Regions from separate parts of the Homo sapiens genome. Here region 2 is linked to region 1. A link is a loop called in an ENCODE intact Hi-C map of the cell type or tissue named here. Cell type or tissue: PC-3. All regions are shown on one strand. Links, peaks and the distances in the headings refer to the core of each region. The heading gives the core; the rest is flanking DNA. Region 1 holds the start of FRMD4A-AS3 (FRMD4A antisense RNA 3). Region 2 overlaps FRMD4A (FERM domain containing 4A).

Region 1 (15,787 bases), core at 3,061-11,060:
TGCCATCCTCTCTGAGCCTTGGTAGAGCGAGACTTCTTGCCTGCTAGGAGGGCAGCAGGGATCAAAACAAGAATGAATGTCTAGTGCTTGGCACAGAGCTTTGCATGATAAAAGACATTTTGTATATCATAGCTCTGGATTATTATGATTATTGGATGATGGCACTTTCATATTTTCCATGAGATTGAGCTTGTACTGAACCTTGACTTATTTTTATCTTCAATTGCTCCTATGAGGTATGCAGGACTGGTGTGATTTTTAGATGAGAAGTTAAGTTCCTTGCTGGGGCAGACATGGTTCCCACTCAATTCTGCCACTGCACAGGAGTTCTCCTTCACAGAATCTCAGTGGGCAGTGGGTTTGTTGTCTGTTCTTCCATCTGAGCTGTTCTCCTATCCTGCTAGATGCTTGCAAGACCCCCAGTGGTTGCAGGCACCCAGACCCTGAAGGAGGTACATTGGCTTTAATGCAGCTGTCTAATGTGATAAGCTGACACCTGTCTTGTGGTCTAATTGTGTTGTTATGGGTCCTTTTGCCTTCATTTCACGCAAGTAGAGAAGGAAGTCAGTATCAGAAACGCCACTCAGTACAGACCAAAACTTGACTACCGTGGTTTTATAAGTCATGGAGAGTTTATTAAACTCTACCAAATTGATAGCTAGAAAGGACTCTGACTAGGAGAAGCCCATAAACTTAATGGTACTTACTAATTTATGGGCTATTATTACAACCTGAGTAATCTTTATATAAAAGCAGTAAAGAGCTGTGATTTAGTTAGGACAGTGCTTACTGTCTCCACTTACAGAGATGACGGTTCCATCAACGTCTGAGCCACATAGGCCCCCAGCAGAGTGCTCCCCACTGCAAAACAGAGTGCCTTTCTTTTCTTGAAGCCTGTCTTCTACTTGACGAATTTATCTCCTGGAGATCAGTTCCTTATTTTGACAATCCAAGCCTGGCAATGGGGCAGGAAGACAGCACCATGAGGTATAGAGATGCCAACTGGACACTGATCACCTTGGGCTCTTTCCTCAATGCATCCTTTTGCTGACCCTAAATTCAAGCTGAATATCCTCCCTCGCAGTCTTCAGTTTCCTCATCTGCAAAATGGTAGGGCTGGCTTAGTGGCTTCCAAGATCGCTTCTGTGATTGTAGCTGTGTCCAGGATCCAAAAGGCCATCTGATGCAGCAAACCACTGGCAAACAGTCCCACCCCAGAAGAGGCTCAATCATCTTGGCTGGAGCACTCACATGGCCTGAGGATAGAACTTGTCCTGCTTGTCAAATCATTCCTCCCCATGAATTGGATGAGAAAGAGTCTGAGGTGCTGGGGGGGTTCTCATTATGGCAGGTGGGGGCTCCCTTCCTACATTAACCCCTTGTTCAGGAGCCAGTTCCAATGTCATAGGAGGCAAAACAACATGGGAGAAGAAGCGGGGATATAGAACATCATAAAGACCTTCAGGTGGCACATAACACAAAAATGAAGAGGGGCAGGGAATGGGCTGTTTGGAAATACTTCTCCAGAGACACTCCAGCTGCAGGGTAGGGGGCAGGCTAGAGTGGGGGCCTTTGTGGGTGACAAGCCCAGTAGCTGGGGCATCTTTGTGGCTTCATGTGCTGCCAGGGGCTGGCCCACTAGCCATTGCTGCAGGCACCTCTCCTTTTGCAGACCCAGGCAGGGCTGGCCCAGACAGCATTTTACATTCAATTCCTGCTTAAAGCAGGGAGGTCCAGGCAGGAGGTCCAAGGGGAGGTTTTGGCCTTTTCCTCCTAACTGCAGCTGCTCATGTTATGCTTGGTGTTGGGCGCAATGGACACAGGGAGTGATTTCATTGTATAGACTCACCCTCCCCACCCCTTGCCAAGTGGATAGAAACTCCACATCCTTGACCACAGACCCTCACTGTGTTTCTGGGTACACATTCAATATGTCTATCTGCCCCATCCCTGGCCCACCTTCCCATCTAATTCCTCAGCATAATCAGCAGCAAATGTGAAAAAGCAAGAACACCCAGTTCTGAGTCTCAGCCTGGTCCCAGGCAGCGGATTACAAGCACTTAAACTGCTCAGCGCTGTTGTCACACAGTCTTACTAAGTGTCGTGGGTGTTTGACGTACCAAGGGACACACAGAATCACACCAACACATCCCACTACTCTCTAGCCATGGTAAATGTGTTGCCTAAAAGCATTGCAGGTTTCACCCTTTTTATTAAACACCATTATTCCAGGGGCTTGATTATTAGTACATTGGTGTTGGATGTCAAAAAGATGAAATCAGGAACCATAATTTTAATTAATGAAAATATTAGAAAACACTTCGGTCATTTTTGTTTGATTGACTTTTCTTTCACTTTTGAGATGGAAAGGCTGAGTTTCCAGGCTTTGGTTATCTCTGAGTGCCCAGGACACCAGGAGGTCTGGGCTTTTCCTTCTATGGACCAAGGGCAGCAGACAGGAGGAGAGGGTGCTGGAGCCCAGGCTCCTTAACATGGTAAAGAGGCTAAGAGCAGATCCCTGGCAGGGGTTCAAATCCCAGTTTGGCCATTTTCCACCTCCGTATGTAAACTCCCCACAGCTCACCTTCCCCATCCACAACTGGAGGTAACAGCAGCACCTCATGAGGTTGATGTGAGGATTTAACATGCAGTGCCCACAAAAGCACCTACAGCAGGAGCTAGTACTATGGGCCCAACAGATGCAAGGTCTATTTCTGTTTCAAAAGCAAAAGAGCACTTAGAGATGGCCAAACCCTGGACACTCAGTCCTTTCCTCTGACTATCTCAAGCTCTGAGGGAAACCCTTCAAGACCTAGGGTTAGTCCTGTTTCCCTTTTCCAGTGGAGAATTCGCAGGACACCTCCAGAATATGGAGCCTTAACACAAGCATCACACAGCCGGAAGACACTAAGGCAGATGTACCAGTCTCCACAGAAAGGGACGGTGCCACAAGGCAGCCCAGGGCAGGGAGAGGTTGACATAGTAGAAGGGGAAACACATGGGCTTGGAGCCAGGAGACCTGAGTTTGAACTTTGCCATTTCTGGACTTCAGGAGATTCACATAACTTCTTCAAGCTTCGTTTTTTTCATCCATCCTATAATGGTCATACCCCCCACCATGACCTAAACACATAAAATTGTTGTGAGGCTCACATGAGAAAACAGATGTCAAATACTATAAAATGAAACACATCCAGGAGAGCATCTCACACGTAGTAGGTGCTCAGTAACTTACTGTTGAGAGAGACAGGTTCCATGCTGGCAGGTCACCTGAGCCACTGCCTGTGTCTTCTGGAGGGCGGGAAGAAGCTTCCCTTTAACCTGGATTTATGTAGATTGGTCTCAACTAAATGAAAGACAAATGTTAGATTTGACACAAGTCGGAAGATTTCCCAATAGCCTTGAGCCTGTTGCCAGGAGAGTGTCAATGTGGGTTCTACCCCATTTGGTTGGTTTGGAGATAATCTTGCCTGAAGACAAAGGACACAGCTTAATGACCCTCCAGGTTCTTCTCCTACTTGGAATTCCAAAAGAATGGCCATGAGAATGTTGCAATCATGGCTGGGTTCATTCATGTTCCAGCTAAGCAGACAGTAGAAGTTGACCCTCTGGCCAGTGGTTTGTATTTATTACGATTATTCATTCATCAAAGTGGTCCCTTGCAATGAGATGCTGTCTGCCTCAGAAATCTAATAACAGGGTCATTAATTATTGAAGCCAGGGTCATCATCAGGTGAATTGAAGCTGAAATTGTCCACCATCATGTAATAGTTTTCACAATTGAGTTTACCTTATAAAACCTTTCTCATCTTCTTCTTTCCTCACCTATGCCATCCTCACAGGTGGGTGAGTCCACATGAGCACATGCTTGCCATGTAACACACATATCTCCTAGTAACAAGCAATTGGAATATTCTAGATGGATGTTAAGCCTATATGAGAATGGGACTATTTCTCAGTATTTCAGAAGATGCAATTTAGCATCTACAATTCAATTATATAATCCTCCAAGCATTAGACATCAAGCCACAATTCAAACAGATTTCCTTCTAAAACTTAATGCATTCATCAGAACTTAAGGGGAGATTGCTCCAATGAATCACTTCTCACAGATGCAACATCAAGCTGTCAGGCTTCCATGGGCCTCTCAGCATTGACACGAGTGACCTCTTAATAGCAGGGCAAGGAAAACGCTCACCACTCAAATGGAAGGGGGTGCAGAAATGGACATTTTTGCCAATACTAATAATAATGACCGTAAAGAGTTATGGCACAGTTTCAGACTTTGCACAGCACACTTTAAGTCTCATAACAACCCTAAGAGATCAGTGAGGTAGGCATTATTGTTATGATTATTAGTATTCTCACTTGATAGATGAGAAAACCAAAGCTCCAAGAAGTCAGGCTTTTGGCAAAGTTTTCACAGGCATCGAGTGACAAATGAAGAAACTGAATTTCCACTGGCCAAGTCCAAATCTTACTTCCCAGACAGTGAGAACAGCATTTATAGAACCAGAAGTTTGAGGACCAAAATATAATTCTTATAATGCATATTTTTTGTCTTGGGGATCATCCTTGGTTGCAAGTAGCATCTTTAGTCCCTTGCAGTGCCTACCCAGGTGCTGTCACACAATCTGGGATTTCTGGTGTCTCCTCACTCCTCTAGGTGTTTGGGTGACACCAGGCTGACCCTGATGGAAAACGCAAAGTCCTCCTTGGCCCAGGACCTCTGTGAGAGGCTCAAAGGGCAAAACCCCCAAGAGCTATCTTCTCTGTAAGCCTCCAGACTCTTCCCTCTCCCTTGAGAACCCTCCAGCTTGGACACCTCCCCTCTTCACCTCTGTATCTCTTCCTTACTCATAATCTCCCCTCCAACTCCCTGACTTGTGTGCTTATTGAGGACAAGGACCACATCTCATGTAGCTTTGTATTCTGACACAAGTAGTTGATTTCAATGGCCAGGGAATATCTGTGGAATGAATGAATGAGGAAAGTAATCAAGTAATGAATTATTGGGGAGAGATACAGACAAGTGTAGAAAAAGGGAAATGCCTGGATGTTTTTCCACGTTGACCCTTTCCCCCACCCCAAAGTTCATAGTAATGCATCTAACAATGATCCACATTTTTTTTTTTTTGAGACGGAGTCTCGCTCTGTCGCCCAGGCTGGAGTGCAGTGGCGTGATCTCAGCTCACTGCAAGCTCTGCCTCCCGGGTTCACGCGGTTCTCCTGCCTCAGCCTCCCGAGTAGCTGGGACTACAGGCTCCCACCACCACACCCAGCTAATTTTTTGTATTTTTAGTAGAGACAGGGTCTCACTGTGTTAGCCAGGATGGTCTCGATCTCCTGACCTCATGATCCACCTGCCTCGGCCCCCCAAAGTGCTGGGATTACATGCATGAGCCACTACACCTGGCCATGATCCACATTTTAATGTGGATCTGGCTTCATTACATGATGGCTTTAACCCAGCCCTGGAAATGACAAAGTAAACCCAAGCACATTTTCATCTTTCACCATGCTGGAAAAATCCCAAGTCTTTGGTAAGCTCGCAGGTAACATGGGAAAGGCAGGTGGGGATCCATGCACAGGTCTTCATGACATAGCTGTGGATGGCTGGGTTAGACACACACTGGGCAAATGAACAGGTGAAGGGGTGCATAGTGAGCCAGCCTTGTAGTAATGAAACCCGGTTATTCAGAGGCCCAGGTGAGCAGCGGAAATAAAACAGAGTTGCCATCAACTAAGGTCAGGTTCTTCTGGTCAATGTTCCATCCTCCTGTGGTTCAAAATAGATGCTACATTACCATGAACATGAGAGTTAGGCCAAGTTCTGTCCAACATGCAGACATTAGGAAAAAGCAAGCACAGACACAATCACACAATCTCTTCCTGTAACTGGGGGAAGCTTCTCTCTCCGGCTTTATGACAATGCAGAAATATCATCAGATGTGGTTTGTTGATTCCTAGATTAATGGTTTATATATATGTGTGTGTGTGTGCATATACATATGTGTGTGTATAAATATAAAATATACACACACACTATATGTATACACACATACTATACAGCATATGGATATAAAGGTATACACATAATACAGAAATTATACCCACACATGCTTATATTTGCCTATATTTAAGAAATTTGCATCATGCACAGCCAGTGAAACTTTACGCTTTCATATCTAAGCCATTTCAGCTCAGGTTAGGCTAAAGAATACTTTTTCACTGTTGGTTTTGAGAAGCAACATGATATGTTGGAAGGAGCAACGACAGAAAGAGATAGGCACAGGTTCCAGTTCTGTCCCTGTTCCTAGTGCCCAGGAAGGCTACGTAATCTCTATAGACCTTGGTCTCCTGATTTGGAAAATAGAAATAATAAACCACACACACATCATGTTGTTCTAACAGTTAAACATGGTTGTGGAGGTCAAGCATTTAACATGTGTCTGGATCCATTAGGTGTTAAGAAAATAATATGTCCTCCCCTTTCCTCTTCTCAATATAGTAAAATAATCAGATGAGCAGCATTTCACCAGGACATAAAGTGCTTACAACTGGAAGGAAAAACCATTTTTCAAGGTGATGTAGACCATTTATTGTTTTTATGTAAATGTGATTGTAACTTAAAACAAGCTGTATCTAGTGACCAGTGGTGACCTTACAGTGTCTTTTCTTGGCAGTGCTACGTTAGCACTGGAAACTGGTTCAAGTTACCATAGTTTGCTTGCTTTTTTAATTCATAAGGACATCTTTCTTTGATTCTACTCTATGAAACATAGACTGTCAACTAATTCTGGGTAATCTCTTCTCCCTACCTGCAGGATTTTCTGTATTACAAGCTCTGGTAGTATCTAGATTAAACCATCTAAGAGTAAATTCCTGGAAGTCAAGGTCAGAGAGCTTTTCTTACACAGCCTCCCATCACCCAATCCACCATGGCTTACCAGGGTTATCCTCTTAAAATTCCCTCCTGTCCTGTATGAGTCTCCTCAGTGGAGTCCGTCTCCATTCCAGCTGTGTGTAGCCATAAGTTTGACAAATCAACGAGTTCCTGGACACCTTCCAGAATCTGTGGAATTTGAGTCCGGCAGCGACTCAAAAATGGTAAGGGGGAGGAGCTAGTTTTACAGCCAAACATGCGTGCAGATTAAATCAGTGCCCTGCCAGATGAAATGCTTGCCCTTCTACGTGTTCCTGAGGCGTGACCCTCTGAAAGCATGAATCCCCATGGGCATTGCGCCAGGACACAGGAATCCTGCTGCTCAGCACAGCAGTTCATAGCATTCACAGCGTCTGCCATGTCGTTTCAACTGTTGATTCTGATTGCTGTTGCTTTTATCGTCTCGGCATATCCAACACTGCAGCTATGAAATAGCTGATAATTCATCTCGTTGAAGACCCAGGTCTTAAACATTTGCACCATCTGAATCTGACCCTCAGGTCTGGACAAGTAGAGGCCTGTAGCATGGAACCTGGGTCGTGCCGAGTGGGCACAACCTTGGAGCATACATCCCCCTCCCCCATCCACTGCTTCATTATTTGCCGTCTCCATGGAAACCCCATTCTGTACTGTCAGAACTCACCTTGGCCACCTTTGTACTTACCACCTAAGCACTTTCTTGGTGCTATGGTACTACATATGAAACAAAAAAAATTTTTTTTGAGACTATCTTGCTCTGTCATCCAGGCTGGAGTGCAGGGGCACGATCTCAGCTCTGTTCAGCCTCTGCCTCCAGGTTTCAAGCAATTCTCCTGCCTCAGCCTCCCGAGTAGCTGGGATTACAGGCACACACCACCATGCCTGGCTAAATTTTGTATTTTAGTAGAACCAGAGTTTCACTATGTTGCCCAGTCTAGTCTTGAACTCCTGCCCTCAAGTGATCCTCCCACCTCAGCCTTCCAAAGTGCTGGGATTACAGACATGAGCCACCGCCCTATGCAAAATTTAAAAGGAACTTTTGGTGACCCAATTTATACAGGGCAACCTCCAGTCTTTTAACACCTAAGTTATTAGGGATTTCATCTTGACCAGTGGGTAGGTCACAACAGGATCCCGGTGGTGGTGAAAAACCCATGAACACGACACATTCATACCCCTGGACTTCCCCTCACTCCGTTCGCTTCTTCTACAGCAGCCCTTGGACAAGCAAAGACAATGCCAACAACATCAGCCATCATCCCTGAGATCTTTCCCATCATGGACACCAGCCAAGTAATAAGTGACCCCAGCCCCCAGTGTTATTTTGCTTTGGGAGGGTATATCCAGGGTCCTTGGTGTCTAGATTTATCCACACAACCACAAAACCAACCACACAAAGACTGATGGGCAGATTAAGTCAATCACCTAGGAACTCAAGGAATGGGACATTTCTTGCAGCAACTCAATGGATCTAATTCTTCATGACCTAGAACACCCTCCCTTCCCACCAAAGAAGCTTCCAGCTTCATCCCATCTGTCACCTTGTAGCCCTCCCTTCAGCTCCATTAACAAGCCAGCATCCAACTCGCCCTCACTCCCACTACTGCCCCCAGCCTACTAAAGGGACTACAAGAAATACACCAATTATTAAGAGCCCCAGGGAGGGCATATGAATAAAAGACACCACCTGTCACCAACCTCTGAGCTGAGAGATGGAGGTACCCTGGGTTTCCTGGACAGCTGGTAAGGGTGCAGGTTACAAGGGGTTCTCGTAGTGTATGTCTTGTTTTTGTTTCTTTTCTCTATTTCTAAAGCTATTATTTTTTTATCCCTTCTTTTTGGCTCTTTCTCTCTTTCCTTTCATATGAATTATAAACATATGTATATATTTCTCTGATAATCAGTATGCCTGGCTATACTTGACCAAGACTTTTGTTAAAGAAACAAACTTTATATCTGGGAAGTGCAGGTCTGGGGACTGAAAGGAAAGCTATTTTCCGGAAGCACGTTTTATTGCTTTTATGACTCAAATATCTCCATCTCACCTCATTTTCCTTTAAAGCTAAATATGTAGCAAATGGAGATGTACTGATATGGAATCTCAGTGGGAAATGATTGCAGACAAAAAGCTTATTAGCGTGGTTTCTTCTCTTCTAAAAAAACCCTCCCCTTTCCCAAAATAACTGATAAATGGTCCTTTGTGGAGATGGTTGTGATGCAGCTTCAACAGTTATGAAAACCCTGCTTTACATCTTGCTGGAAATGAGAGCATGCATCACAGTTCTGGATGGCAAATTTGGTGGCTTGCTTCTTGTGGTAACTTAACTGAGGCTCAGAAAGCGTTAGGCTTTAGAAGACAAGTTGACTCCAACTCACAGAATTTTAATCTTATAATATTTTCGACTTTTAATTTTCCAAATAATGTTTATAAAGTAGAAGGACGGAGGATATGTGAATCCAACTCTGTTCCCAAAATGGTATAGCCACGGTTGTTATTTTTGGCTTTTTCTTCTTAATATCTTCACTTGGCTTTTTGAGGATATTATCTAGAGAAGTAAGAACTTCTGACTTCTCAAGGCCCCATTTGTGCCTGAACTCAGCCGAGCATCTCCGTGACCCTAAATTGCCTCGTGTCTTCATATCCATTTAGCCATAAAACTCTCGTTGTTCAGCTGATCTCAACTAGATATCCAGAAGAAAGCAGTCTTATTAAACATTCATCATAAAGAATGAATGGTCAATTGACTTGGGCCTTCCCAAGAGAATTTTTACTTTAAGAAGGAAGTTGTTAACATAAATCAATGTCTAATAGGTGGAATTTTAGGTATCAATATCAACATTTATTGAAGGCTTATTAAATGTTGGTCACAGTCCTCTGTGCTTTGTAGTAAAGTCACAGAATTAAGAGAAGCAGCCTTGCAACACGGGGAAGGAAACCCTTCCTACCACCTCCTTCTTTCACCCTTTCAGCTGCAGGCTCCTACTTCATCCAAGGATCCACCTAAGAGTCCACCCTCACCCAGTGTTCTCATCAAGTCTAATTCTTCTACATTCAACACTTACTTGGAGAAGATCCCACTAAGTGCGTATCTTTCTGCACACATACCTGGTCCTCTCTGCCCCATCAGCACCCATATCCTAAGCCACCAAGAACACCCAAGCCCAGTCCACTTACCTCCTAAAAACTGAGTTTAAGGACAGTAATAATTTGTATGTTAACTTCTTTTTCCGTCCCATCTCCACCTCTTTATCTCCTAATTTAAAAATATTTTCTAATCTAAAGTAGGTCTTTTTTTCTTCCTAAATTGTTTCTTTATATAAAATGTTTTCGGATGATGGAAAATTACTGAGTCATTTACAAAGAAGATCTTTCCATTTCAATTTTTAAATGTAATTCATCCTAAACCAATGTTTTCTCATGCTTCTCTATAACATGGGCATACGGTTTATCTTTCAGCTAAAAAAGCAGGATGTACACAGTGGTCACTGTTAATATGAACTCTGTTTAGAGGTCAATTGCATTAAACAGACTTCCTCCCCAGCAGATCCAAGATGCCAGCCTGATTTAATCTTGGTCTCTTAGAGAATTAATGTCGTTTCTGAATGTGGCATGTAGTTTCAGAGGGGACTTAGTTAGCCTTGGAATCTTATTTACTCTTTACTGGCTTCTGAGAAACTGAGATCTAAAAGTCTTCATGCATGGAACAGCCACATAGGCATCAGAAAGGCAAATCAAGAAAGTAAGAAGGACTCGTGTCCAGGGATCCGGGTTCTTTCCCTGGTAAGGGGCGTTTGCCTTGGTACATCAGCGATCTCTGTCTAAGCCTTTTTCCAGAGAATACTTACTGAAGATTCACTGGCATGAATTTTGTCTTGCAATCCATCTGTTCCCTTTGATTGGATGCATCAATTGTGTCCTGAAATCTTTGAATCTTCTTTTAACAGGCTATGGAAACTTCCTTTAGCATTGAATCTGTCAAAAACAAGTCAGGGATCTTTAAATATACCTTTCTCCCCAGTCCTGATGATTCAGGGTCAGTATGAACAGTGTTTGCAGTGACATGTCTGCATTTTTTCACTGTCATAATCCCAGTGCCTAGCATGATGTCTAGCACACAACCAGCACTTAATAGAAAGATGTTAAATAAACATCTATTGTGGTTATAACAAAGAATATAATATAACAAATAATAGTACTACAACATAGATAACAGACCAAAGAAGCTTCAGAGCCCTAAGGTGAATGAGGGTTCCAGTGTCTCTGAAACCCAAAGCAGAAGGTGCTCATTCCATCATCATGTCCCTTCTTCTGCCAGCTCTTCTAATACCCCATCTCTTCAATGCTTACCTTCCTTGGTCATTTTACCTCCATTCAATTATTTTCCAATGGGCTGACTTTCTAAACCGATAATAAAATATTGATAGCCAAAAGATATTGGGGAGGGGAGGGAGACAAATGAAGATGAAGGATGCGGATTGTAGTTGAGGTTGTCATTTTGGAGTGTCACTTATCTGAGCTGTAAATTACATTACAATTTGTGAGAGTTTATCTCCCAAAATTCTAGGAAGACTGCTGAGAGCAGTAAGTGTGGATAGAGGAGGTGCTGGATTACACCTCACAGGGGTCCCTGCAGGGTGGAGAGTCCCAAATGAGGAGGCTTCCAAGGGATGGGCATGTCATAGCACTCAGAGAGAGGTGGAGAATGCAGGGGCAATATGACAGTGTGGGGACAGAGAGACAGACACTGAGCAGCTCTGGTAAATGTGTGATTTGAGGGAAGAGAAAGTCTACATGCAGCAATGTGCTGTATAAGCTGTCCCACCAAGAACATCCTGGTGAAGATCTACTTGTTCTTTAAGGCATATGGCAATTGATTTGTGTTGAACAGATTGGCCCCAGAGGCAGCTTAATAATACTTCCTTAATATTATTCTTGAAATAGCCAAAGACAGACAGCAAAAGTTAGAAAGGCAAATAAAGGGCCAGGAGAATTCTCTATAAAAGCTGTAATTCCCAAATATTTAGTTCCATGGGCCGTGCAAATATTAAAAAGCTTTTTGAAACTAACTTTTAGATTTTGCTAAGGGAAGCCACTGGGGCAGGGGCAGGGAGAACTAACCTACATTAACAGTATCATATAATAGTAAATCATATTATTAAGTAAATAGTAAATCATATAATAGTAAATTAACCAGCAGAAAAATCAGAAAATATATATTTTAAATAAAGTGTAGTCTTTAAAGCTTACTAAATTTAGCTTTGTGGAAATCCCCTTAAATTGTTCTTACAGTATTTTCTGCATGCTGTCATAGATCAATGAAAAATTCTTCATGGCTCCCCAGAGCAGTGTTTGGGAACAGCTATTTTTGAGGCCCCAAGGCACACAGGTCACAGTGAACTCTTATCAAACTTATGAGCCCTCTCCCTGACCCCCAAATATGCATATGTACACAAGCTTCCATGAAGAAATCCAAGGAGTCCATCTCTAAGGCAAGCACCTATGCTGCGTAGGACCCATTGTGTTGACAGAGATGGTCATTTGATTGAAACGTGCCATGGCTACTGTCATTTTTTATAGCTGTGTATATTGAGGTATGGCAGTTCAATAACATAGTCTATCACCATATGAATTAGTGGCAGACCAAGAAATAAAATTCACATGACCCAAGTCACAAGTCCAACACTGACTTAGCCAAACTACTTAACATCCTGAGAATATAACACAGAAGGCCAATGATATTTCCCTAAAAAGTGAATCACCAAATCTACCCTCTTCCTACCCTGGGGGCAGAAGCTGGTATTGGGGGTGGGGATGGAGGTGTTGGAAACAAGAGAGCCACTGAGGACAGAAAACAAAAATGATGCATTGAACATGAGTGAAGAATATACCCACAAAACATTCGAGACGTATTTAAGAGAGAGAAAGAGAGGGAGAGGGAGGGAGGGAGAGAGAAAGAGAGGGAGAGGGAGGGAGGGAGGGAGAAAGAGAGAGAGAGAATGAACTCACTAAATAAGACAGCTTTCTTCCTTCATCTCACTTAGCCTAAGTGGAAAAAAACAAACAAACAGGAAACTACTCCAATTAAACCTAATATAGTAAGTGTCTTAATATGTGAATATCTTGAGTTTGGCTTCTACACAGCACTCTATGATGACATATGTGTGGGAACTTTGAACTCACACATATGTAAGTGATGTCAAATGTAAAGTTTGTTTCTGTAGAATTTAATTAATTTCACTGAGGAAAGGAGAAGTTTCCTCCCAATCCCCATAACCTTTTTCAGATACCAAGGCTAAGAACTCCAAGTACAACTACTTAATACAGTCCAAAGTTAGGTTTAAATTCAAACGTAATGAACAAAATACAGCAGTATAAATATTTACTAGCTTAAAAGTAATCAAAGCTTTATTGAACTAGAATCTTTCTACTTCACACTTAGATTATAAAATATGCAATTCACAGGAAAGCAAATATATATTGGGGATCTGATATGTATTAGCAGTTCTTAGGCATAACCATTTCACTCTCCTAAACACTCTGTTCAGATATGTGATACAATCACAACCCAGAGAAGCTGTCAGAGAGATGGTGCCTCTTCCTACCTACTGATACCAGCTGAGCCTCTGCCCCAACCCCTGCGCCCCCAGCCTGGCTCTGAGCCTGGAAAAGATTGACTTCATAGCATAATCCATAATTCCTGCTAAGATGTTAGTGTTTGAAGATGTTACTGCTCTCCGAAATATTTATACTTTGAAAGATGATCCCAGAAAGCACATTGATTAATTTAATAAAATACACTTCTACTGGTGGAATTTCAGATAGAATGGCATTTTGATGGAGAAGCTATTTGGAGTGGAGGAAGACTTATCCAGTGCTAGTTGTCTTACTATGCTAGTTATTTTTGATGCCTAGAAATAGCCCTGGTACTTCTACTGCTACTAATGCTACTGAAATGACTCTGTTTGTGTATATACATTTGGGTGTGTGTTCATGACAGTGTTTTTGGTTTTTTGTTTGTTTTTTGTTTTTGTTTTGAGACGGAGTCTCGCTCTGTTACCCAGGCTGGAGTGCAGTTGCACAATCTCTGCTCACTGCAACCTCCACCTCCCAGGTTCAAGGAATTCTTCTGCCTCAGCCTCCCGAGTAGCTGGGACTACGGGCATGCACCACCACGCCCAGCTAAGTTTTGTATTTTTAGTAGAGATGGAGTTTCACCATATTGGCCAGGCTGGTCTTGAACTCCTGACCTCGTGATCCGCCCGCCTCGGCCTCCCAAAGTGCTGGGATTACAAGTGTGAGCCACTGCGCCCGGCCTCATGACAGTGTTATTAATAAGGCAGTGGGCAAGGGACCTGATATATTGATGCTATTTCCTAGTTCTGCTGTCATAAATAAAGCTGACCGATTGTTCTATGTTTAGCTTTCTTTTCCTTTAAGTGTTGTTATAATAAATCTTTCCTGTTCCCCTCTATACTGGTTGTTATTGTCTAAATACTTGTCATTAATATCAATGAGACATACTAATTTTTTTTTGAGAGGGAGTCTCTCTCTCTGTCGCCCAGGCTGGAGTGCAATGGCATGGTCTCGGCTCACTGCAGCCCCTACCTCCTGGGTTCAAGCGATTCTCCTGCCTCAGCCTCCCGAGTAGCTTGGATTACAGGCACCCGCCACCACGCCCAGCTAATTTTTGTATTTTTATTAGAGACGGGGTTTCACCATGTTGGCCAGGCTGGTCTCGAATTCCTGACCTCATGATCCACCCACCTCGGCCTCCCAAAGTGCTGGGATTACAGGCGTGAGCCACTGCACCTAGCCGAGACATATTAATATTTTCTATTTGACTTATTCCATTGCAAGTTTGTGTATGAGCTCTCATGAAAGAGTTTGTTTCTTGAAGGATAGAAGGTTAAATGTGCGTCTACTGATAATACCTCATGATAGTTAACATTTTTCGACATTATTACTGGGTTTTGTCTATTCCATTAGTCGGAACGGAAAGAAGTCCATTTAAGTCTCTCATAACAATAACGATCATTTTCCCCTCAATTTCTCTTTCTTTTTTTTGATACGTTTTGCTTTGCAGATTTTTATGCTAGGTTATTTGCTACATAAAGCTTCATGACTTTTATTGCCATTGTCGATCCTGCATCTCTTTTCAATCTGCTTTGACCTTCTTAGTCCTTTGGGAGGCTTTTCGCCATGAATTCAGAGTGCGGCACACAGGCGTAGGCTCCAGGTCTGAATTCTTTGGATGCTGTGTGTTCCCTTTTCTTGTTCTTCTGTGTACACTTTACACAGTTCTCATCCCACTTCCAGCGCATGCACACATACACACACACACATACAACTTCACACTCTTTATCTTCCCTACTCATTCTCTCTATCCAGATTCAAAGCATTTGCTTGTTTCTTCAACAAATATTAAATGCCTACCTAAGCTACAATCAGCCAGGTTCCTGATCTTATGGCACTGAACTGAGGAAACAGATCCATACCCACCCCTTCCCTGTGTGGACAACAGGGACCACCCCCCACACCCCCCACCAAGAGGAAGTTGTCAGAGGAAGTACGTGACTTTGGTTTGGCAGCAGGTGACAGTAAATAGCTTCTGGCCAACTCCTGGTGCAGCTCTACATACTAAGGTGGATCTCCTCCTCAGGTGCCCAGCTTTCTGCAACTCTGAATCAATGGAGTGTTTCTGAATATTTGTTCCCTTCTATGTGCTGCTATTATATTTCACGTCCAAAGGATATACTGCAGGCACTGAGCTACCACCATTCTCTATCCTCATCCCACTCCCCCTACCGACACACACACACACACACACACACACACACACACAAATACATACCCCCACTTCA
Region 2 (15,787 bases), core at 4,471-12,470, 65 kb after region 1:
TGCCTTAATGTCATTTCTTACCACCCTTGTTCTCACAGACAGAACTGTGCTATCTCATGTAATTTTCATGTCAACAGTCTATTAACTGCATTCGTGCCATAGAGGTTTAAAATTCTTAGAATGGAGTACCCCCAGCAAGCAAGAGCAGTTAGAATCCCCTACTCATCCTCATCTACCTCTAAGGATTTGTCCACTGGAGGTGTTTTACCCATTCTGGTCACAGCTTGCACTTTGGTGTTTTGATTTACAGGATGTTGGGTATACTCTAGAACACATTCAACATAAACCATATTCCCATGACATGAGGCTTCAAAGAGACTGTCTTTCTAACAGATTCAAGATGCTTTCTTTTCTTCCTTCCTCACTTTGGGAAAATATACCACGTGACTCATCCCAGATGTCCATGAGCAAATGGACAGTTGACCCTGGGAGTGATATGTCCCTGGGCACAGGAGCGAAAGGAATCTGATGGCCCTAAAGAAAGCCATTGTCCTTTGCAGCACCAGAGGGATTACTTGAACCAAGATGAACTATTCCCCTGTTGAAGAAAATTGCTTGTTAAATTTCTCCTCCTGGAAAAGGAAGCATGGAAATTAGAAACAGATGTAAAAGTTGATCATTCGCCACCCAATCCTTATTAAGACACCTGAAATTTGAGAGCTAAGCCTAGTAAAAATTGAGTCAACAGCTATTGGCTCTGTTTGGAGGTATGCTATATATATTCAGCGAATCCTGGGCAGTCAATACCATAGATAAGGACGTTATTTATATTGCCATTCCAGGTGCAATTACACAGTTTACCCTGTGAAACTGCACTTCATAAACATGGCAAATCAATGCTAGTTATCAAAATCCATCCACGACTGACAGCACATGAAAACGGGCTTTGCAAAATGATCTTGAAAGCCAATCTACACAGCCAGCTTCACAGAGGTCAGCTTATTACCCGTTTAATCACATGGCCATCTTGCAGGAGCGTTATTCCTCAAACCCTGGGCATGACATCACTCCTAATAGCACACACAATAAGCCATTACTACCATGTAGAATAGCCTTTAGCCAGGCTATAGCCACTGATGACCTGATTTGGCCTCATGCTGGGAAGGGCAAGTGGAGTTCTTTTGGGGACAAATCATATCAAGACCAGATGTGAAGGACCTTCGTGTGGAGGCATAAAATCCATCTGCAGCTTGTGAGCAAGATCTCTGTCTGTGGATGACGAGCTGAACAGCCTGCAAGGATGCTGATGGGCCTTGTCCTTGATGTCCATAAGGCAAGGCCTTCTGACACAGATACCGACAAATCTTCCACATGGGTCATTCATATTTGACATTCTCTATGGCTAGATCCTTGCCAGAAAGATCGAGTGAGATCCTGGGACACCTGATTTTCACATGAGGTTTCCATGCAGCAGATGGTGCATTTTCCTCCCTGCCCTGCAAGAGGATAAGGTCTAGCTTCCTTTGTCATGTGTGATTTTCATTTGATGGGGATAGGGGGTCTTAACCTGGGTGAATTAATTCTGTACTCATAGTTACTCAAATGAAATCTACTAAACAGGGAGCTCTCAAAGGTTCAAGAAGAAGTCTGTTTACCACTCAAAATAGGTGGCTAAGCCGGATGGCCTTTAAGGAATTCAGGCAGATGAAACGTGGACCTTATAGCAGAACAGACAGGAAGAGGCAGATGGCTAGACGGTGAAGTGCAGGAGGCTGTTGTGGCAAATGAGACAACAGGAAAACCGTGTGCAGAATTGAGACTGGAAGAAAAGGGAAGGTGCACACGTCTTGTTTACAAAGAACTTTCACAAACATTGTTTCATCCTGTTGGGTAGGTGTTCAGCAGACTTGACATTCTCTATGACTGATGCTCGCTATGATGAAGATTGAGTGATTGATGCTTGCTATGATAAAGATTTAGTGAGATTCTGGGATGTCCAATTAGCACGTGAAGTTCCCATGCAGCACAGGCTGCGTTTTCCTCCCTGCCCTGGAAGAGGGCCAGGTCTACTTCCCCTTGTGATGACATTTTCACATGCAGACTCAGGGCTAAGGCCAGCAGTCTTTCACTTCACCACAGACGCCTCATCACAGAGAGGAGCTGAGTTTGAGGAACAAAAGAAAACTCTTCCAATAAGCAAAAGTTATCTTGCATCCCCAGTTCTTGGCTCAGCACTTGATCCGTTGTAGTGACACAGAAGAGGGAGGCGGTCAATGGACACTGGAGCCTCTCATTGTGACCCTGAGTGAGTTACTTCAGTCTCTGTACCTCAGTCCTTTTGTCTTCATCCAGGGAAAATAAGAGTACCTATTTGATAAAGTGTCATGAGAACTAACTAAATTATATATTTTAAAACTTTAGAATAGTGCCTGTAATAGAATATGCCGTATAAGAGAATTGCCTTATTTTATTAGACACTCAATAAAATAATGGTTGAATGAATGATGTAACATAAGCAATAAATGAAAATAATACAATTCATTTAGACAAGGATGAAGCCAGTATCATGGAGCTTGGTACAGAATACAAGAAGAGCATGGGCAGTGTCATGGCAGAAGCGAGGAGTTGACCACTTATCCTAGAACACCACACCCTCTCCCACAGCAAGGATAAGCAGGAGTCAAACTGCACAATTCAGTCTAAACATCCTTTATCTCATTTGCCTGTCTGCTCATGGAGGACAAGTATTAAATGAAGCCTAGACTGCAGTCCAGCAAGGCAAGGGAAGGAAGAGAGAGTCAAGGAAGGGAAGGGGAAGGAGGGGAGGCGAGGGGAGGGGAAGAGAAAAAGGAAGGAAGGAAGGAGAAAAGGGAAGGGAAGAAAGAGAGGAAGCAAGGAGAGAAGAGGAAGGGAAGAAAGGATGAAAGGAAGGGAGGGAGGGAAGGAAGGAAGAAAGGAAGGAAAGGAAGGAAGGGAGGGAGGGAGGGAGGGAAGGAAGGAGAAAGGGAAGGGAAGAAAAGATTAAAGGAAGGGTGGGAGGGAGGGAGGGACAGAAGAAAAGGAAGGAAAGAAGAAAGGAAGGAAGGAAGGAGAAAGGGAAGAGAAGAAAGGATGAAAGGAAGGGTGGGAGGGAGGGAAAGAGAGAGAGAGAAGGAAGGACAGAAGAAAAGGAAGGAAGAAAGGAAGGGAGGGAGGAAGGAAGGAAGGGAGGGAGGGAGGAAGGAAGGAGATAAGAAAGGATGAAAGGAAGGGAGGGAGGGAAGGAAGGAAGGAAAGAAGGAAGAAGAAAGGAAGAAGTAAGGAAAGGAAGGAAGGGAGGGAGGGAGGGAAAAATGTATCTGCCCACCCTAGCTAGCTACAATTCTGCCTAGAGTCTTCCAAATGGCACAGGAGGAGGAAAAGTCTGTCCAAAGACAGATACTGCAAACAGCGCACTGTGTCAGAGCAAACCGTAGGTAAAACCAAGAGAAAGCTTTCCCACACTGGTGAGCTGGAGATAATCTCGCAGCCCCTGGGCATGTGAGGTCTGGTGATAGGAGTGTTGCTTGATGTCTTGGTCCTGTTCTTACGGATATTGGGTTTCATGTTTGGCCTAAATTCCAGCCAGTTTTCAAACAGAAAATTATGGATGTAGGCAGCCTTTCTGTTTGTCTAACCTCAGTCCCAGCTTCCTCTAATGAGACGTGACATGAATTACCTAGGCTATAGCTGGGTGGGGAGGTAATGGGATGGAGATGGAATGTTGAAGAAACACAGGGTTTCCCTTCCAAACTCCCCCCTCCTGCTCTAGGAATTTTCCAAGTCTTTTAAGAATGTACTTTTTGAAGATTCAGCTATTTTTCATTTTTGTATTGATATATAATACACGTACATATTAATGGGGGGCGTGTGATATTTTGTTACATGCATAGAATGTGTAATAATCGAGTCAGGGTATTAGGAAGAATATGTTTTCTTCTTGCGTGTGTTTTGGTTCAATTTCATCCTATTGCTCCTCTTCTCTTCTTCACATGACAATAATTACAACACCAACTTCCATCAAAGCGACGGTTTCTCCCATCCCCCAGCTGGGGGCAGGTTCGGGTGATGGCTGCAGTGGGAACCATGGGTGTGTGTCTCCACCTCCAAATCCTTCCCCTGCATCCCCACCCACCTCCCCGATACTCACTGCGCTGTCTTCACCCGTCCAGGGCTGAAGTGGACCAGAGGCCAGGGCCTAGCAGGGAGCTTTCATGCCTGAGCTGTCATGGGCTGGCCTTGGACTTTGGGTTTTTTGTTTGTTTGTTTTTGTTTTGAAATGGAGTTTCTCTCTTGTTGCCCAGGCTGGAGTGCAATGGCACAATCTCGGCTCACTGCAACCTCCGCCTCCCAGGCTCAAGTGATTCTCCTGCCTCAGCCTCCCGAGTAACTGGGATTACAGGGATGCACCACCACACCTGGCTAATTTTGTATTTTTGGTAGAGACGGGGTTTCTCCATGTTGGTCAGGCTCGTCTTGAACTCCCGACCTCAGGGGATCCACCTGCCTCAGCCTCCCAAAGTGCTGGGATTACAGGCATGAGTCACCCTGCCTGGCTGGGCTGGCCATGGTTTTCTCTGGGACTAATGGGTGTTTAAGCCCACCTCTTGTCCTTGCAGGGTGCCTTGTGGGTTTTTTGCTGGGGATCTCTGGGGATTTATCTCTGCAATTCCCTGGTCCAAGAGATGTCTCTCTTCCAATAAGCCATTTCAGGCACCTCTCTTTCCCTGAGCCCCACACCCCTCTTTTGTTTCCCTCTCCCTCCTCCTACAGCCTGGAGGTGAGGTCATTGAGGGATTTCAAACCTGCTTCTCAGACACCCCTTGTGCATGTCCTGCTTAGAGGCCTAACTCCTTGAGTGGCGTGTGGGAGAGGGTGGGAATAGTTGCCATCTATTGCCTGGAGCCCTCAAACGACACTGAGAAAGAGCCCGCTTTTAATACCCTGCAAGATGTTACAAGGAAGTATGGCTCAAGATGGAGGTTAGGACAGATATTTACAATGTCAGCCTTGGATTGTTTCTGTTTCCTTCATGTAAGTGGTATTTCGCCTTTTTTGCAAAGGAAAGAATGATAAGGAACAAAATCAGAAAGGCCCCTTAGGTCACCTTCCCATCTCTTTCTCCAGCTCACCATCCTTTGCCCCTTCTGCTGGGGCTCATGGTGGCCTCAGCCTGCCTTCTGCCCTGGGAGTGTCACGACAGCATCTATTATACAGTGTGACCTCAGTCACGTCCCCAGCTGAAACCTGTCTGTCCTGTGGCCTGTCCTTTCAGTATTCTGCCAAATGAACAAAATAAAGCAATGAAAATGAGTTTATTTAGTGCCAGCAAGTGGCAGTTCTGAGGTCAGATGCACATGTGAGTGGACTTCCAGGGGACAGACAGGCCAGCCTCACTAGTGGTAATTTCAGGCACTGGGCAAAAGATTGGACAAATAGTTGAGGCCGGCTCATCAGGATCACCCTGGGCTGCAATGACCAGGCTGCATGTCCGTGCCAGCACCCAGGATTCCATCAGGAGATCATTTACCCTTCACGTGGCTTTTCAGCATGCATCCGCGCGGGCACTGGCTTCATCTATGAGTCTGCTCCTGTGACCGTGCATACACGTTGGCTCGGCAGACTCTTCCCCCTCCTGCTGCTGCCTCCATTATCACCAACACTGCAAAATGTTCTCTCTCCAATGGAACATTCCCCCCATTCCCGCCACCCCTTTCACACCCTGCTGTTCGTGACCAAGAACACCCATTTGCTTTGATACATCTTGCTGTGGCATGTCAAGACCATTGACTTTCCTGAAACCTGGCTCAATGGATTCCTATGCATTTTCCTTCCAGGGTTTTAATGCAAACATTTTCATTGAGACTGGAAGGAAATGTTCAAAGCAAACAAACAAAAGGCTTTGCCAGCCTTAAGTGTGCTGCTCCCTGAGGCATCAAAAGCAGCAGCTTCGGAGAGTCTAGAACTGAAGAGTGTCTTCTACATCTCCCTCTCCTGCACACAGTTTGTTGACTGCCCCCCATCCCTGAGGCATCTTTCCCCCCTCAACTCCCACCCCACATCCAGCAGCCATTAGGCCATTCCTGGATGCTGAGGGTACCGTGTCATCCACTATCCTGACAACAACCTGCTCTTTCTATGTAATATTGTTCCATAGGTTTTCCTCTTGCTGTTCTTTTTTTTTTTTTTTCCTTTGAGACAGAGTCTCATGCTGTCTGCCTCCCAGGCTGGAGTGCAGTGGTGCAATCTCAGCTCGCTACAACCTCCACCTCCCAGGTTCAAGCCATCCTCCTGCCTCAGCCTCCCAAGTAGCTGGGATGACAGGTGCCCACCACCATGCCCAGCTAATGTTTGTGTTCTTAGTAGAGACGGGGTTTCACTATGTTGGCCAGGCTGGTCTTGAACTCCTGACCTCAGGTGATCCACCTACCTCTGAGTCCCAAAGTGCTGGGATTACAGGCATGAGCCACCGTGTCCCGCCTTCTCTTGCTGTTCTTTTCAGTTCACCCTTAATTCACCATTTCCCATTCCTTTGGTCCAATGTCTCGGTCCCTCAGGGCTGGCCCAGAGCCACATATACTCAGATCTATGGCTCTCCCTTTCCCTGCCCTGCCTATATGGCTATTTCCACAGTTCCCTTTCAACTGGCTGGAAGATGCTGCCAGGAGATTGGAAGGCAGATGGAAAGAAGGGCCAGGCATTTCTCCTCACCTCCCCTTGACCATGGATGAAGGCTTCAGCAGCGGCTGAGTCTCCCACTGGATGGGTCTCCAAGGTTCTAGACTCCACTAGGTGACCTGGCCCCTGGCTCTAATAACTCGGCTCCTCCCTTGACCCCTTAGGCCAGCCTCCCTGCCTCCCCCTTTGTGGTTCTTAGCCCCTCCGTCCCCTGTGCCCAACTCCTGGTGACATCAAAGCAGCAGCTCCAGAAACTCTAAAATTGCTCAATCTAACAATTTCCTATATTGACATTCTCTTCTTTTCAAAGACAGAGTTTTCCATTTTCCTGTTGGGTTCAATGGATGTATCTTCCTTTGGGATTTCCAAACTGCTGTAATCTGATAAAGTCCTGTAGGACAGGCAAGCTGGGCCCTGAAATCACACCAGTTGACTTTGGTTTTCATCCTAGCTCTGACATTTCTAGCTGTGCTGCCTTGGCCAACTTACTAAGCCCCTCTGAGCACCAGTTTCTTCACCACTGAAACAGGGATAATGAAACGCATTTCCTCCATGGAAGTAGCCTTTGATAACCTCACAGCACATGGCCTGCCAATGGGTAGGTGCTCAGTGAACATTCATTCCCCTTGCTTCTCCTAAAGTGGTCATAACTGTGAGAGTATGAATGCATATCCCTTCCGGGGAAACATATTTGTATTCTAACAATGGAAAGAAATACTTGGCCAGGCATGGTGGCTCATGCCTGTAATCCTAGCACTTTGGGGGGCCGAAGCGAGGAGATTGCTTGAGCCCAGGAGTTCAAGACCACCCTGAGCAATATAGTGAGACCCTGTCTCTATTTAAAAAAAAAAAAAAAAAAAAAAAAGACCTAAACTCGACAATTAATTTTGAATATGTAAGTCTCCGACACCCATGGCAAGACAATCAGAAAGATATTTTTGGACCAGCAACCTTTGAGAGCCTTGAAATCACTCCAAGGAGGGGGTCACCTACTCCGCGGGGACTGGGGAGGGCTCCATTATCTGGGAGGAGGCTTTTGTGCTAATATGAAAAGTGATCCTTCTCCCCGCCTCCCAAGGGAAGGATGTGGAATGTGTGAGACTCAGATGTGTGGGAGTCTGGCCCAGGGTTATTTTTGTTACCATTAACATTCTCTTCTATATGTATTTTAACCTTAATCAAATGCATGTGTTTTTGTTTTATTTGCACTTAGTTCATCAAAATGTCCCTTATGATCTGAACTATGCCATAAGCCTAAGCTCCACAGTGAAACACTCATTAATACCCCTGGGAAACAGGAAGTTGCATTTAGTCAAATGTAAATAAATTCAGCTCCCCGGGGCTTTGCCCTGGCCTGGGTCAGAGAAGAGGACAGTGGCTTCTCAGTCCATCTCATCATTGTCCCCCCCACCGACCCCAAAACTGAGCTGGAAGAATGACATGCCGTGACTCTCAACAGATAAAGTGTTCTGAAAGTGTGCCTATCCTTTGTTCAAAACCGTTACAACGTCAAGTGCAGTTTTACAAAGAAATGAGTTTCTCTTGCTTTGGCTCAATCATCGGGTATCGTTCCAGATTTTTTCCCACCCCCCGCCAATGCTCTGAAACCAGGCAGTGCAGGCAAGAAGCAAGAAAGAGAGAAAAAAGAGATGTAAACCTAAACCACCTCACCAAAGACGCCGTGTGAGCCGTGGTTAAGAGGTTTCCGTCTCCCCGTCTCTCTCACCCTCTCACTGACTCTCCTACTGCACACATGGAACCAATTACGAACAAAGCCCAATTGTTGTATATTTGGAATTTCCCACATCAACCTGATGCTTTCTTTAACTGACTCGTGATGTGTGTCTGCGCTGGAGGGCTGAACCCAGGTTTCCAGCCCGTGCGCTGCTGCCGCCGCCGTGGCACCCTTCGCCTCTTTCTTCTGATTCATTTTCTCATAGTACAAAACTCTGCTTCTTTCCTTCGCACCCCACCCCCATTTCCTATTAGGTGTGTTTGAATAAACAGAACCTTCATTTCCGTCATTTTCAATGAAGTAAGCACACTGGTCTGCAGACAGTGTCTCAAAGCTGGTGCCCAGAGCGTATGAGTGGTATCAAGGCTAATACCAAAAACCACGGGATGATTACAAAGGAAATGGCCATCCCTTTCATAAAACTCAGAACAGACAGAAGCAGTGTATGTAGAAATGCTTTAAAAAGAAAAAGAAAAAAAAAACCCAAACATACCCCATATCCTGGAAGCACCTTACTTGATTTTCTTTGTAGTAATTTTTTCTGCTATGGAAATAAGCCGATTTCAGGAGGAGTAGAGATGGGGAAGGTAGGGGAAAATATTACAGAAAAGTTAACGTTTGAGACCATTTATGCCATCCATCAAAGAAGGCTGTGTGATCTGAAATTACACAATATGATCAGAAAATAATTGACAGACGTGATGGATGAATCTGCTTCGACACAGCCGTGTAAAACGAAACATAATTTCTTCTTGTTTACTGGCACACGTAAAAATAAATGTTCTATAACACAAACATTTAAATGAGAAGGTGCCAAACACAAGCCTGTTCGATTTGATTTGATTCATCTGAACCATGTGATTGCAACAGTTTCTTCTTCTTTCCCTCATACTTTCTCTCTGTGGACTGTATTCACATATACAGTGAGTAATACCCGTGCGTTTATTTTTATGCGTTAGAAAGCAGGAAGGGTAAACAGATACGCATGTCTGATGCTCAGTTTTATAGATAGAATTTATGATTTCAAAGAGGTCCCTGATGTGTTCTGTCTGTGGTCTTCAGATATTGTTCCTCCGTTCAGAAGGGAGTGAAATCAGAGTGTAGGATTCTGCATTAATCTCCACTCCAGATGGTGATATTCCAAATAGTCTTTTTAAGGTGAGCATGTGACCTACTGTACGGCCGAGGGGCTTGGGAGTCACGTGATGGAATGAATAATACGTCTGATAGAGCTTTGATTAGACAACTGACCTGATTACCATCTGCAGCCACGAGAAGCAAAGTTGACATTTCTGGATCACTCTCCCCAGACGCGTCACTTGCCCACAAGCGGGACACGGCAGTCTCGCTGAGCCAGCTGTGCAGAGGGACAGATGGAAGAAAGCTAGAGATGCTGCTTCGTGGGCGCTGAAGTTGCAGAACTTGGGCTGGTTTTCTTTCTTCCCATCCCCCCTCCTCCTGACAAACCACATCTTGACTCAGATGGTCGAAAGAAAAACTCTTTCAGTTATTTGATATTTGGGAACCCTCCAGGAGACCATAACTTATTTTTGAGGGAGGCTCCTTCTCTCCCTTTGCTGGGAACACACACACACACACACACACACACACACACACACACACACACACACAGCTGTACACCATGGTGGTTCAGGCTGCAGTGGCTCCGAATAGATCCCAAAGACTTTTACTGAAAATTCCTTATGGATCTCTGAGAAGGCGCAGCGTTGAAAGGGTAAGCTACGTGGCGGGTTGTTTGCTTCTCAGTTGCTCCAAAGACAGGAAGATGTTTGTTTTCATTGTATACCGCGTTACTTCTGTTACTCACGTTTCCTGAACAGTTGGAGTTCCTGGGACTGTAGAATACTATCTCATCTGTAATTTTAGTTTTTTAACAGATAATGATGAGAAACCTGAAACAGTAATTTTTGTAACTTGTGGATCTCAGATGGGGGAGGGGTGCTCTTAGAGATGAAATATGAGGGAAAAGATTGGGATGGAAACTTCCCCCTGGAATGGGTTTGAAAGATTTGAGTGCTTGCTGAGAAATGCATGGGGGCTGTGAAAATGATTTCTTCTGTGTTTACTGAAACATACTCATTAGAGCAGCAGGGCTGTGAATTTCTTCTACTGGGTGACAGTGTCTAAAAGGGAGGTGATGGTGATGTTAAGGAGCTTCAAAGCTTTGGTAGTTTAAATTATGCAGGCAGTTGATTACATGCTTTTTTCCCCCCAAATACATTGCTATCATTTGGGGTTTATTTGTTTTTAATGCTATGGATTTTGGCTTAAAATTACTCTGTTAATTTCCTGAAAGCATGTTTACTTTATGGAAGCCCCTAGTAGAGAAAATCCTATAAAGTAATAATAAGGATTTGTCCTTCTCTGGAGTAACAGATGCATTTTTGGGGCTGACTCTAGTTAATGCAAAGCTGGTTGTCATTAGGGTGACAGGCTCAACATGCAGGGAGAATCCCTACACCCACAAAGTATATGGTGGTTCTGTTGGTCTCAGAAACCCCAAAAGCCCATGTTTGAATTGTGGCAAGTCCTTCCATGAGTTTTCGTCACCTACATAGACGTCTTCAGTTAAGGTGTAGTCCAAGACCTAATAAAGCAAATAGCATCACATGAAGCTCTCTTGTTAGATCAGCTATCCGCAGCATCTTATAAAGAAGATCAGAACTGAATTCAAGTGACTTTTTCTGGTTGGTATAACTTACTACTCAGCGATGTTTTATTTAAAAAAAAAAACTAAAGGTTTAAAAATGTGAGGGGCTAACTAAATACTTAGGTCGGGTTGATTTCCTGAGTTTTGATGAGTTACATTTTTTCTGCCATTTGAATAATGAAAAAAACGTTGCTTTCTATTCTGGTTGTGTGTCGGTCTTTATTTTGAGACTTATTTCTTGTTCTGAATGTCAAGATCATCAACTAATATGTATTAAATGCTTACTGTGTATTTCATGTTATTCCAATAGCTTAGATCTTAGGCCATCAGTGACAGCAAAATTTACACATTGATCAGGCTGCTATTGAGTGTGATGTTAGGTGTTAGTGAAAACTCTTTGGTCTGTATGGTAACAAAATTTTTATCACGTGTTCTATTATTAAGATATTTATTCACAAATGCTAACATGGAAGTGTGAATTGTGTGCCTTAGGGCTGTGTGAATGGCCACATTGAGCACATAGTCTTCCTTTATAGACGCGCACACACACACACACAAATCCAGTCGCCTGGAAACCTCCATTTATACCATTATGTTCTCCAGATAAAGTGTTTAATAAATCATGTATGTTTGCATAAATTCAAATATAGGCAGTTACCACTTCTGTTAGTCATTGTTTACTAATTTAAGAAAAATTGACAATATGGGAATATAGTATCATACACAAAACATGTCTGTTATTGGGTATGTTTGCACACACTTGCCTTCAAAGCACACAGGGCTATTTTCTGCCCTTGAGCACACCCCACCGTTACATGGGCCTTAACATGAGTATGGTCTGAATGGTTTGGGGCCCTCCCGCGCTGCACATCCTTGGAACATTGGGTCTTCCCCGTGAAGGTGAGGTAGCACCTCACCCTCCAGAGCAATGGAGAGTGGAACTAATTGAAATGTATGATGTCCTGTCAATTCCACTGGACATCTAACACTGTGGGTCAGAGGAATTGACAATTCTGTGACAATTTTCAGAATGGAGTCCTGTGTTTATAGAAGAGGAGGAGAGGTAAGGGCAAACACTGAGAGCCAGCACCCTTCCATTGGGAGTGTAAAGCAATAGCAGTTTGTTCAGTTCCATCAGCGGCTCTAAGGGCGCCAGGCATTTGAGTTGGTTTCCATTGTCTCACAGCATCTAATGACGCGGAAGACCTTACATTTCTGTAAGGCTTTCAGTTCATTCCCCTGCTTTACCATTGCGAGTCACTAACAAGGCACAGAGCCCAGGGGTTACTACCCTTGTCCTGTATAAACAGGGAAACCAAGGCGTGGAGAGTTTTAATCTTCTTTATGGGAATATACAGTCAATGACAGAGCAGGACCTAAATCCAGGGACCTGGCATTGTATGTTCTTGCCATAGGATCATGTTTCGTGTTTGCTCTCTGGAGGAGCGATGGCATGGCAGCCTGGCCCTGAGAAAAGGGTTATAACCAACTCGTTACCTGTGTTCGCATTAAAGGAAATATAGAAGATATGCCATTAAGAGGTGGTGAAAACCAAAGAGAAGAACATGATTTCCAGGACACTGACAGTCCTGTCCCCTTAGGTGCCCAGGTTCGACAATTGCTTCTGTATCCAACTGCTAGAGGTTGAGTTGAAAGAAGGAACTGCAACTTCTTAACCCTGCAACTTAGACATCCACCAAATCCTGAGAGACCAGGCTTAGTTCTGGTTCATGCTTCTTCAGACTGCCAAGAGCCCGTCACTGTGCTAGGGAGGGTGGAAAACATAAAGGAAATATAAAATGGACTGGGTGTGATGGCTCACACCTGTAATCCCAGCACTTTGGGAGACCGAGCTGGTCGGATCACGAGGTCAGGAGATGGAGACCATCCTGGCCAACATGGTGAAACCCTGTCTGTACTAAAATACAAAAAAATTAGCCAGGCGTGGTGGTATGCGCTTATAATCCCAGCTACTCAGGAGGCTGTGGCAGGGGAATCGCTTGAACCTGGGAGGTGGAGGTTGCTGTGAGCCAAGATGGAGCCACTGCACTCGAGCCTGGTGACAGAGAAAGACTCAGGTCTCAAAAAAAAAAGAAAGAAAGAAAGAAAGAAAGAAATATAAAATGCCACGTTTGGTATGGGAGGAGAGATTAGGCCTGTAAAGTTTATATAAATAAAACAATTAGAAGTCAGTATAATACAGGCTAGAATTAAGCTACAAAATAAGTAACAAAGACAATTTAGGTGCTACAGAAAGCAGCAGGGTGGGGTGACAAGAGTGAGGCTTGTCTATTTGCTATTTACGAGTTTTACTATTTACTCTTTAACTATTGAATATTTACGAGTCATATGGCCTTGATAGAGTGACTCAAACTTTCTCAGCTTCGGTTTATTCATCCACACTGCCCACCCCTTTGCAGTGCTTGTAAAGGATCACCAAAAATGTATGCAAGGACGTAACACAATACCTGGCAATCATATAAAATGTAGTCCATAATGATAGGCATCATTTTTAAGATTGCCTGTCTTTGTGTATAAGAACATTTGGCTTGTATCTTTTTTTTTCTGTTTGTTTTTTTCTTGAGACAGAGTCTCGCTGTGTTGCCCGGGCTGGAGTTCAGTGGCACGATCTTGGCTCACTGCAACCTCCACCTCCTGGGTTCAAGTGATTCTCCTGCCTCAGCCTCCAGAGCAACTGGTATTACAGGCGTGCGCCACCACACTTGGATAATTTTATATTTTTAGTAGAGACGGGGTTTCACCATGTTGGCCAGGCTGGTCTCGAACTCCTGACCTCAGGTGATCCACCTGCCTTGGCCTCCCAAAGTGCTGAGATTATAGGCGTGAGCCACCGCACCCAGTCTTGTATTTTTAATAAACAGATGACAATTTTTTATATTTAGACACACCTCCCTGTCTCCTGGGGAGATCCTTTAGGGCTATTCGCTTGCTAAAGCCAAGACAAGCAGTATATTGTGTCGTGGTGATAACTTTTCTGGGACTCCCAATTTTATGTAAGACACGTGGAAAACAAAATTTTTCTAACTGACTACACGTGAATCCCAAGTAACTCAACTTACTCAAGCCCACATCCTTCTGTATGGTCTCTTCCTTCTAAAGCCAGATGGTTTTTATTCCAGAAGTAAAGTAAAAATGAACTTCATGGAAAATTCTAATAAATGTAAGAACAAAACATATAAATGAGTTAAGGAAAGAGAAAATGTGGAAATTTTTTCCTGGGCGTTTGCCTTGGGGCAGGGAGGAAGTTTTTATTAAACTGCTATAACTTTGCAATACGAGGAAATGGTTTTATGTTGGAGATTACCTTTATAGATGCAAAGCCTAAGAATGAGTGAGTGAACCTTTTATGTGGCCCACCCCATGTTGTCTTAGTTTGTGGTTTTAAGTGGAGGTGAAATCTGCTAGGCTTCTGTCTGTATTCTCTGCTGCTGTAGTTTGGGCTCCAGGAAGCTGAGAAATGTATATTTCTTCACACCCTGAGATGCCCGCCTATGAGGGCTCTGACCCAGTCGTGCAAATACTTACAGAGTTGCTGTATCTCCGTTTTCACCCACTGATTTTCCAGCTGTAAGATCACCTGTTGAAGTGGGAGCATAATTTCCTGCATTTACTGGATTGCTCGTCTGCCCCGTTGACTTATCATCTCTAATATCCACACCCACAGACCCCCAAGCTGGACTGGACATCACTGTTCTCTTGAACATCTCAACACCTCAAATCCAGCATGTCCACGATGAACTTCGTCATCTCTCCTAATAATCCTGCTTCTCCTCCAACACCCCCAGCTTCCTAAAACCCAAACTAGACCCTGGCGTCTTCCTGCCTCCTCTCTTTCCATCGTCTCCTTCTCACAGCCACAAGGCACTGTCCATTCCAGCTCTGAAACGTCTCTCCCCGTCCTGCTCCTCTATTCCGTGGTGCAGCCCGCCACCATCTCTTGCCTGCGTGTTGCCTTCTCGCCGTGGCCAGTCTTGCTCCCCTCAATTCACGCTCTGTGCTGCAGCCACTGTGCTCTTTCTAAAACCGAGGGGTGATTGTGTCACTCGTCTACTGAAACCCTTAAGTGGCTCCCTGCCTCAGGATAAGGACAAATCACAAGGCCTTTCCTAATCACAGCCCTCCAGCCTCACCTCTTCCCATGCTTTACCCTGGGAATGTTATATTCCAACCATGCGTGGACATGTTTGCTGTTCCTCCAAACTACGGAGCTTGCTCTTGCCCCAGGAACTTTGCGTGTGTTTTCATCTTCCTGGCAATTTCTGCCTCCTCCCTCCACCCCCTTTACTTCTTTCAGCCTAAAGCCAATTCCACAGGAAGCTCTTCCAGGCACCCCATCCCTTCCCCAAGTCTGAGTAAATGCTCTCCCTGCTGGCTCCCGTAGTACTCTAGGATCCCTTTACAATAGCACAAATCACACTGCATTGAAACCACTGGTTTGCTTCAGTCATAATCCTCCGTACGATGGCAGGCATCTTGAGGACAGGGAACACCCCTGGGTTCCTGGTTCATAACAGGAGTGCAATAAATATCCACTAGATGACAGAATGAATGAAATCTAAAAGTTCATATAAACTGTCAGTGAGCAAATTCGAGAAGAGGATCAGAATTAAGACCTACACTGGAACAGCCTCCATCCTCGTGCTAACCTACCACAAGTCCCATTATCTCTGGTGGAAAATGTGTTCACTCTTACGTGTCAGTACAAGCGGAGAAAGCGAAATGCT

Evidence for each region. A loop is a pair of places that touch in the nucleus more often than their neighbours do. Peaks named below come from ENCODE experiments on the same cell type or tissue, not always from the same donor. Only the 100,000 strongest peaks of a DNase experiment are listed, where the experiment ranks them.
Region 2: a loop joins it to region 1, with 6 times the contacts of the local background. A loop is called at or near these places in 3 of 110 quality-filtered maps.

Annotation. Positions count from the first base shown.
Region 1 is chr10:14,065,990-14,081,776 of GRCh38, reverse strand. All of the region lies in intron 2 of FRMD4A (FERM domain containing 4A), which reads left to right. It overlaps FRMD4A-AS3 (FRMD4A antisense RNA 3), which reads right to left and starts at 7,493. Exons shown (of 3, transcript NR_120638.1): 1 at 6,951-7,493. In PC-3, for the core only: no CTCF peak of the experiment used is centred there; a DNase peak (open chromatin) is centred at 7,136; H3K4me3 peaks cover 544 bases; H3K27ac peaks cover 942 bases.
Region 2 is chr10:14,002,379-14,018,165 of GRCh38, reverse strand. The region is part of intron 2 of FRMD4A (FERM domain containing 4A); the gene reads left to right. It overlaps FRMD4A-AS2 (FRMD4A antisense RNA 2), which reads right to left. Exons shown (of 3, transcript NR_199003.1): 2 at 14,589-14,640; 3 at 10,640-10,979. Among named protein-coding and RNA genes, the nearest start is that of FRMD4A-AS2, 19 kb to the right of the region's middle. In PC-3, for the core only: no CTCF peak of the experiment used is centred there; no DNase peak of the experiment used is centred there; H3K4me3 peaks cover 2,931 bases; H3K27ac peaks cover 1,884 bases.